Linked DNA regions of Homo sapiens: regions 2 and 3 are each linked to region 1. The links are chromatin contacts, found by Hi-C or POLR2A ChIA-PET in ENCODE. All regions are on one chromosome and are shown on one strand. Each heading gives the region's core, a stretch centred on a gene start or an enhancer-like site at or near the end of the contact. The rest is flanking DNA. Distances are from core to core; before and after follow the strand shown.

Region 1 (2,954 bases), core at 222-2,721:
TGACAAGCTTATGAAGTAAGTGCCTTTCTTGAGCCCGTTCCCATTTGTGAATGGGGACACCGAGGCGCAAAATGCAAAGCTCCCTGCTGGAGACCACACAGGTGGTGGCAGAGGCATCTGGGCACCCAATCCGAGTTCTGCCAAGTGGCTTCTATCAGAAACAGCTGTTTAACTGATGAAGCAACTGAGGCTCAGAGAGATGGAGTAACTTGCCCAAGGTCATCGACCCTGCCCCCCAAATTCTGCTGCCCAGCATCTTGCGGGAGAGTAAGGGAGGGCTGAGGCTCACCACCTGCCCGGGCTCTGGGGGACAGCCCCAGGGGGGGCCGGGTGTGGGAAATGCCCTGGGCTCTTGAGGGCTGTGGGCCTCTGTTTCCCCAGCTATAAAATGGTGGCGGTAACAGAGGTGTGACTGACAGACACATTGCTCCTTCCTAAGACTTCTCCAGCCCTGCATTCCAAGACCTGGATTTTCTAGGGCAGCGTTTGGCCCCAATCCAAGCCCCATAAATGGCTGCCCGTGGCCCGCCCCACCCCCACCCAGCTATCCTCTCTCCCCCAGCCCTATAATTGGAGTCCTGTAGGTGAGTTATTGGCTCAATATGTTTATAGGTTCCCCCAGCTCCCCTCCCCCCTCACCCCCAAACAAAGGAGCTATAAGACTAGAGCCAAAACACAGCTCCAAGAACGTGTGCCTGTGACCCAGCCCCCGCCAGGGTGAGGTGGAGAACTTTCCGTGTGGCCCATTCCTGGGCAGGGCCTACTCCTCTTCTCCCTCCAGCGGCTCCTGCTTCCCTCTTCCTGTCCCTGCTGCTCCACAGAAGCTGCTCTGTCCCCTCAGGCTGGGCCAGCTCCCACTGCAGCACTTTAATGGTTTTGGGAAGGGTAGGGACTGTGTTGACAGGCTACCTGGAGGCAGTTGGCCAGGAAAGTCAGTCAGTCTGCCCTTGTCTCACAGTCAGACTCCGAGACACAGCCAGGGCCACACAGTGAGGCATGGCCACGCACACCGTGAGTCCCAGGCACGGTCAGCTGGTCTGTTGGCCAGCCTCAAGCAGTCAGCCAGTTGGCACACTGGGCCAGTCAGGGAGTTAGCTGTTGTCTCACAGCCAGACTTGCCTATACGAGTCAGGGCCACCCAGTCAACGCCCACTCACATCAGGAGTTGCAGTCACAGCTGGTCAGTCAGACACCCAGCCAATCTCAGTCAGTTGGTCAGTCAATTAGTCATTGTCTCTTGGTCAGATTGTGTTACACAGTCAGACATGGCCGCTCACACAGTGAGTCACAGCCGTGGTCAGCAGGTCTCCTGCTGCCTGGTCAAACTCGATCTGTCAGCCCATCAATCAGTCAGTCAAGGCAGGGTTAGCCAGTCAGCCAGGAGTCATCAGTCACCCACATAGCCAATCAGATTCAGCCACCCAGTCAACACATTCAAGTCAGTCAATCCACAGGTTATTGTCTCACAGCCAGACTCAGTTACATTGTCACAGCCATCCAGTCAGACAAAGCCACTCACCACGAGTCACCCAGCTGTCTCTTGGCTGGCCTGTTCATCTCAGTCAGTCTCTGGCAGTTGAGTCAGCCAGAGTCAGTTTTCCATGACTAAGGCAGGTGGTCAGTCCACCCGGTCTGTCCTGTGAGTTGGGTGTAGTCAGTTTCATGGTTAGTCACAGGTAGCCGTAGGCTGTGCCACAGCCACAATGAAACACCAGGCAACCAGCCAGTCAGTTGATCTCAAAATGTCAGGCATGCAATCAAGGCGGTCAGTCAAGACGCAGGGGTCACAGTCAGACCCACGGTTACCAAGTCAGTCTGGAAGAGACAGCCAATCCCAGAGCCGGCTAGTCAGTCAGTCAAGATCATCACTGACGGCTATCAGTTAGGAGATCATAGTCATCCAGACATCCAGTCAGTCTGAATCAGCCTGCCAGTCACACTGACTCAGTTATTCCCTCAGTCAGCCAGGCAGGCAGTCACAATAGTCAGTCATAGTAAGCTGCCTAGTTATCCAGTCAGTTTGAATTAAACAACCAACCAGTCAACCATACACCAAACCCATTGTCATCAACTGGCCAGTCAGTCCATCATGCATGTGGTCAATGAGTTGGTCTCCTTGTCAACCTGTCTCCTCACCAGTCATGTTCAATCCACTGAATCCATCAGCCCAGTTGCAGTTGGCCCAGTCATAGTCACAAGCTCCCACAGTCCATGGCCTGGTCAGTCCAGATCACAGCCAGCCAGCTACAGTGAAACCCACAGTGACCATCAGTCAGTCAGTCAGTCAGTCAGTCAGTCAGTCAATCAATCATCTAACCTTGTCAACACCAAGGCCCTGACTGACTTCTTACAGTATCACATGAATCACTAGCGATCACTGACAGAAACCCTAGATCAAACCGAAAGCATGCCTTGACCCTCTTCAGCAATGTCCAGAATAAGTGGTCCCCAGTCAGCCAGCTACTCCTATTCATCAGGAAGGATAGGGGCAGGGGGAGGCAATTAAGTTGACATATGAGTTCAGGGGAACCCACTTGTCAGCCAGAGAGGCCATGGGGCTGACGGCCATGGAGAGAGGGCAGAAGACCCTTGGGACAGTTTTCCAGTCCACCACCTGGATGCCCCATGAGGGTTTTCTCAGAGCAGGGACCCCCAGTGCCCTTTCCAACACCCCTGCTGTCCCCAGGTAGGGGAGAGTGAGAGTATGAGATACCCCTGCAATCGCTGGCCTCCTCCTTTTGCCTCCCTCGCTTCCCCCTTCCTTTTCCTCCCTCTCCTCTTGCTCCTCCACTTCCTCGTCACTTCCGCCTTGCTCTACATAGGTGAACCTAACCCACCCACACTCAGATCCTGTCCTGGTGTTCCACAGTGCCAGTCCCTCCCCCCCACACACACACCACACAATCACAAACACTCCCACCACACACATACACACACCAGTCACAAACCACCAC
Region 2 (2,954 bases), core at 229-2,728, 480 kb before region 1:
CATGAAGTTTGAACAAACTTAAATCATCAAGTGTGTCAACTGGTTTGAGTCAGTTTCCCTAATTTTAGCACGGTATTTTAATGAGGTGGTGTGGGAGAAAATTGATGGTTGCGTAGTTGAGTTTTCTGTCCACCAGGGTGAGCTAGTTGCCCTAAAAATCAAGAGAAGGCGTTCCCTTTGATTTAAATTCTAACTTGCTCTACTTTGATAAACTGTAGCTTGTTCTCAGTCCAGTTTTCTGTGTCAGCAATGCTCTTAGTCTTCTTTGTGTAATTTTAGCAGGAGATCAAGCCACTCAGTCCTTTTAACCACCTGCCCTCCTGACCCTTCATCTGACCCATGACTGATAGCCAGGCTGGTGCATCAGGAACAGTCATAGTCTGCAAAGCCATTATGGTGATTCATTCTAAAAACCACCTTTAAAAATAGCAAGGACATGTGATCTAAGGTAGACGAACTTGAGCTTTGTGTCGAACAGCGTGTCTCTTCTAATAATACCAAATGTAAGATATAAACTAAATGTAGGCTTGGGGTTGGACTTCTTGTTCCACCACATGCCTGCGATATGATCTTGCACCTTTGGGTTGCTGTGGAATGCTGTACCTACCTCAGAGTTGTCCTGAGATTGAATGAAACGATGTATTTAAAATCCTGTAAATGTTAGAAATTATTATTGTAGAGTAAAATCAGTCACAGGAGAGCCAGGAGTTGGATGGTTTCTCTGTGAAATTACAATTTTTATACATTTAGAAAGCTTTAAGGGAAAGTTCCTTGTTAACAAGATTTCTCTCTCATTTGAAAAATCCTGGTTCAAATATTTGGGGCACTCAGAATTGGAGGAATAAATTGAAGTGTGTTGAGCCAGGATAAAATATGGGGGAAAAGAAATAAACCAAGAAATAAACATCACAGTTTTCTGCTGAACTATGGTGCATGCTGCTGTACCTTTTCTCCTCTTCCTCTTTGTTCTTTGCCTCTCTGGCCTTCTTCCTCTTTGTGTCATAGCGTGGGCTGTTGTCTGTTTAACACCTCCTCATCAGGTGTCGCCAGGCAGATACAACAGTGCAGGTGAGGGGTGTACCTTTGATTCATTCTGTATCATAAAATATTAACCTAGATTGCTTTGAATTCCAGATAAGCCTTAGGTGGTGAACTTTGCTCCCTCTTTTTCTCCCTTGGTTGTAATTCTTGTCGTTTTCATCACAGCCCTGAGTTACAACAGGGAGACTTTTCTCCAGCTTTGTAGTGATCCAGATTTTCCTCCCCAAAGGCTTGTAAATGGAAGTGTTAAACGCCGTGCTTCCCCTGAGCTCTGGTTTCATGAGGATGAACTCACCGCATTTCCCATGTTGTCTTTCAGTGGTTAATCTGAAGCTCCAGAGTCTTGGCACGTTATTGCTTGTTATGACACCACGTAACATTTATAGTCAATGAACTTCCTAGCAGGGACATCCTGTTTGGCACCAGTGAGCCCTTCAGTGTTTGTAGAGATAACTGTCAGTGTCAACTTTGAAAGTTGTAGCACTGCAGGGCTACCCATTTAGGCTGAAGGTTTGAATGCAGCACAATTTTTTCTGGTTCCCTTGATCTGGTTCCAGTGAATGTACAATGTAATAGACAGATGTGCGTTACTCTGAGAGCATTGAGATCCTTTGTGATTTAATTGTTGACCCAGATAAGAGGGATGTTTGGGAGGGGGATTTAGAGAGGAAGGGAGGATTTAAAAGTAACAAAATTAGAAAATATTTGGAAGAGAAAAGTGACTACCTTGCAGACATCTTTCATTTTGATAGTCCCTTTGCAGCCTTCAGACATATTGGTGGGGTTTTTGATGTTGGGAGGTGGTCCTTGGCCATTTGCTTCAATGCTAGGGCACCAGTTTCCTCCTCAAATGTATTGAGAGTTCAGCTGACTTTTGTTTCACTGGAGATTATTTTTAAAAGTATAATTAGCCAAAACATTGTGAACTATATAGCAAAGCTGCTTTGTAGTGTAGCTAAGTCATACAAATGCTTGACAAATGTTATTCATGGTGGCAATCATCCAAGCATTGTTGGCACTGCATCTGTAGTTATTTCCAGTACTGCTGCTAGGTTAGACTTGATTGTGTGCAAACTTCCCCCAAGTTCCCCTTTGGGTGATATGATTTACAGCTCTAATAAAAAAGGCCTTAGGGAGCTCAGACTTTTGGTTTCTCTAGTGATTTCCTGGTTTGTTGTTATTGTTATTTATCATCTCTGATTTCTTTGCTTGAATTTCAGAATTTAAATGCATTTGTGTGTTATTAATGAAGTAGGCCACAGTGGAACTTATAAATGCTCAGTAAAAGGTGGAAGTGTTTTAGGGAAAGTCTAGCAGCTCCTAGTATCCAAGAATTCAGAAGAATAATTCAAGTAGGTTTTTCTTCTGTGCACAGTTATTGAAAATGACTAATGTAGAAATACTTACATGTGGATAATGTAACGTCAGAACCTACATTGCCTAGGTCAACTTTTATAAATGGATAAACGTCGATAGGTATGATTACTTAAAAATGAAGGCATAAATATGTAGAGAGTTGACATGTTGCTAAATAGTTTCTGGGCATGCTTACTTTGTGATTGAGAATTATGTGGGAGCAGGGGTCTATTAGTCAACTAGGATATAAAGACTTTTCTCTAGTCAGAGATCATGAACACCTGGCATTTTCCCATTAGCTAAATTAATGAACATCTCAAAAACCATACCTAAGGGAATACTGTCTCTAACCTTCTTGCTAAATACAAGGAGTCATAAAATATTTTGTCAGGTATGCTTTCTTCCTGCAGTGAGTATATGCCTTCATGCCATTTCCTTAAATCAAATTGCTTAAAATGAACTGAGAGCTTTTATTTAAATTAAGGAACTTCAGATGCGTCCTCCAATGAGGCAGTCAACACTCAGTTTATCTGTCTTATTAATTAAATCCAGTAAAT
Region 3 (2,954 bases), core at 324-2,823, 390 kb before region 1:
GTCCACTGAAATAATAGGCATTATTTGTATGTATCTGTAGTGGCCAGTGACTGACTTCCCAGGAGAAATCGGCATCTCCAGGAGAGAAAAGTAGGGACTTCCTAGTAAAGAGTTCCCCAAGAACCAATAACAGTCACATGGCCCTACAGCAGAGGCATTTTAAGATGTCCGTTGGCTCTGGTTCCTTTTAGAAGCCTCTCCCACATTATATATCAAGTATCCAGTGTACCTATATCATATGTTTGTTAATGTAAATACATTTTAAAGAATTTTTAAACCTGGCACAGTGGCTTATGCCTGTAATCTCAGCACTTTGGGAGGCTGAGGCAGGGGATCACTTGAGGCCAGGAATTCAAGATCAGCCTGCACAACATAGTGATACCCCATCTCTACACAAAATAAAAAATTATCCAGGTGTGGTGACACATGTCTGTAGTCCCAGCTACTCGGGAGGCTGAGGTGGGAGGATCACTTGAACCCAGGAGTTCAGGGCTACAGTGAGTTATGATTGCATCACTGTGCCCCAGCCTGGGCAACAGTGAGACCCTGTCTCTAAAAAAATAAAATTTAGGGCCGGGCACGGTGGCTCACGCCTGTAATTCCAGCACTTTGGGAAGCCGAGGCAGGCGGATCACGAGGTCAGGAGATCGAGACCATCCTGGCTAACACGGTGAAACCCCGTCTCTACTAAAAATACAAAAAATTAGCCTGGTGAGGTGGCGGGCGCCTGTAGTCCCAGCTACTCGGGAGGCCGAGGCAGGAGAATGGCGTGAACCCCGGGGGGCAGAGCCTGCAGTGAGACGAGATCGCGCCACTGCACTCCAGCCTGGGCGACAGTGAGACTCCGTCTCAAAAATAAATAAATAAAATAAAATAAAATTTAATTTGAAAATTAAAAATAAAAAAATAATTTGTGGAATTTTGCTTTTGAACTTACTTGGCTATGAGTAGTAATTCCTTCACTGTATAATGCTATTGGCTGTGCTTTCTCATGCAAACTCAGGAGTTATTACAAAGTGAGGGAACCAACCCATAAATTGTGTTTAGATGTAATAAGATTTTAATGAAAACAAACTTAATGAACAAAGTGGACCTAGTGTTTTTTAGACATTTAATTAAGCATTTCTTCATTTCAATTTTGCATCTTTTTCTTTATTTCGAGCCAATGCCTTTTATTTTTTTCCTGGTCCTCAATGTGTTTGCAAGACCTGGAATTTGTGGCTATAGGCGTGTGTTTCCTGGTGGGTAATGCAGCCTTATCTGGACTGGTCGATCAGGAGGCTGGAGGCAGCACGAGCAGCGGCCCCAGGCTCCAAGAATCTTCATTCTCACAGGTCACATTGGCGATTTCTCTAGGGTGGAATAATCAGCTCAGCAGGGTCTGTGCTTAAGTTCGGAGGCCTGTGACTCACGTTGAAATCAGCACCTCCAGGTGAGGAAAGCCTGGGGTGGCTCAAAACCCAATAGGAGCCACTAACGAATCCAGGGGCAACCGTGACTATTTATGCTCCTGGCACACAAGTCACAAGATAAAAGCTCGGGGCCTCCCCTGGCATTGGAATCTCTCAGAGGTTTATTTGTTCATTCACGCATCAGTTTACTCAGCAAAGAGGAATCACGGAGTTGTTTTTCGTGCCCAACCTGGAGTGGAGGGAGGGGAAGAACAGATGGGACGTGAGGTTTGTCACCGTCACCTGGTCGGCTGGCTTCCTTGCACATTAACATTTTATATCTGGGCTCTCAGTAGCAGCGAGAATCCAACAACAGCATGGCACTGACCTGGTTCTGAGCGTCAAGGAGCCTCAGAGGCTTCTGCTTCTGGGTCCCACTTGGGCGTGGCCCTGTAGTGAACCCCTCAGGCCATTTGGGGGAAGAATGAGGAGGGACTTACACTGAAAGGGCACCTTCTGATCTCCAGGCACTGCATCTATGCTGTTGATTTGCTTCCTAACTTGTGCCTCAAGCAATTGCATCCCTTTTCCAGGTGAGGCAATGGAAGCTCCAGACAGGTGAAATACTTTACCCCAAGTCACACGGCAAGGAAGTGGTAGAGGCAGATTTGACTTCAGAGCAGCCGCACCCCAAACTCTGCACTGTTGGCTTCCATGCTCTTCTCCCTCCCTGAATTTTCAGGAGGGTTCAGAGTCTGTTGGTGGAATTTCTGGTATGCCTCAGATGTAGACTTGTTGCTCCTTTCAGATTAACTGTTTCTGTCCAAAGCCAAGAAGACAGAAGTGGTGGATGTGTCTATAGCTGCCTCGGGCCTCTAGTGCAGGGCAAAGATGCCCCTCAGAGGAGTCAGGTGAGGCTGAAATCGAGCCCACATGTCACCTACCTGTTGGTACGTGGTGTGGGAATTCGTCAGACTGACAGGAAAGGGTTGCTTGCCAGGCTCTGCACCCCTGAAGCCCCATCAACCCAGAGGGGTTCCTCTTAATAAATTGCACAAAAGCACCGCCTTGCTTTGGGTTTTCCTGGAAGCAGACTCCGAGGCAGATATTGCAGTGCAAATCCTTTTGTTTGGGAGGTGACTCCAGGAAGTACTGGTAAGAGAGTAGGGAAGTAAGACAGGGAGGGGAAGCAAAGCATTCACCGTGTGTTGCCATCGTGGACAACTAGACCACAGTCCCACTGGAGAGCCCTGGGGAACAGTAGGGAACATGCCCCTAAATTATCCCAGTGCCCCATCTTTGGTGATGGCTGCTTCCAGGGACTCCACGGCTTGCTCTTCACGCAGGCTGAGTGCACTCTCATGGCCAGAGTAATGCCCTCCTGAAGGATCAGGGTTGTGCCTGATGAACTGCTTGGGTGGCATGTGTGTGCTGATGAGCCGTGTTGGTTGCAGGTGTGAGCGGAGGTGATCTGGTCAGAATGGCAACAGCACCCATCCCACTACCCACAAGGTGAGCCTGACACCGTTACCAAGACTTCTGTCCTTCTGGATTCAACAGGCT

The links. Hi-C counts contacts between places; a loop is a spot of excess contacts on that map. ChIA-PET counts read pairs that join two places held with the same protein, here RNA polymerase II (POLR2A). Pooled maps may share reads with other maps.
Region 2: a map of MCF 10A shows a loop between it and region 1 (6-fold over the local background). The contact joins two enhancer-like sites. A Hi-C loop is called at or near these places in 4 of 168 maps with a recorded cell type or tissue (MCF 10A, chondrocyte, mammary epithelial cell and 1 more), 6 of 37 single-sample maps with no recorded cell type and 13 of 50 pooled maps. POLR2A ChIA-PET finds 5 or more read pairs at or near these places in 1 of 52 experiments (activated T-cell).
Region 3: a map of PC-9 shows a loop between it and region 1 (10-fold over the local background). The contact joins two enhancer-like sites. A Hi-C loop is called at or near these places in 1 of 168 maps with a recorded cell type or tissue (PC-9) and 5 of 50 pooled maps. POLR2A ChIA-PET finds 5 or more read pairs at or near these places in 1 of 52 experiments (Caco-2).

The regions. Positions count from the first base shown.
Region 1 is chr3:72,337,633-72,340,586 of GRCh38, reverse strand. No RefSeq gene overlaps it. Among named protein-coding and RNA genes, the nearest start is that of RYBP, 110 kb to the left of the region's middle. RefSeq lists a silencer at 1,077-1,186. Within about 2 kb of position 1,471, at least 10 of the 41 ENCODE cell types and tissues checked have a DNase peak (open chromatin) inside an H3K27ac peak, as active enhancers do; they include PC-9, where a contact is called at or near this core.
Region 2 is chr3:72,819,740-72,822,693 of GRCh38, reverse strand. All of the region lies in intron 6 of SHQ1 (SHQ1, H/ACA ribonucleoprotein assembly factor), which reads left to right. Among named protein-coding and RNA genes, the nearest start is that of SHQ1, 27 kb to the left of the region's middle. RefSeq lists enhancers at 98-377, 398-447. Within about 2 kb of position 1,478, at least 13 of the 41 ENCODE cell types and tissues checked have a DNase peak (open chromatin) inside an H3K27ac peak, as active enhancers do.
Region 3 is chr3:72,727,735-72,730,688 of GRCh38, reverse strand. It overlaps a transcript of SHQ1 not described here. Among named protein-coding and RNA genes, the nearest start is that of SHQ1, 120 kb to the left of the region's middle. Within about 2 kb of position 1,573, at least 2 of the 41 ENCODE cell types and tissues checked have a DNase peak (open chromatin) inside an H3K27ac peak, as active enhancers do; they include PC-9, where a contact is called at or near this core.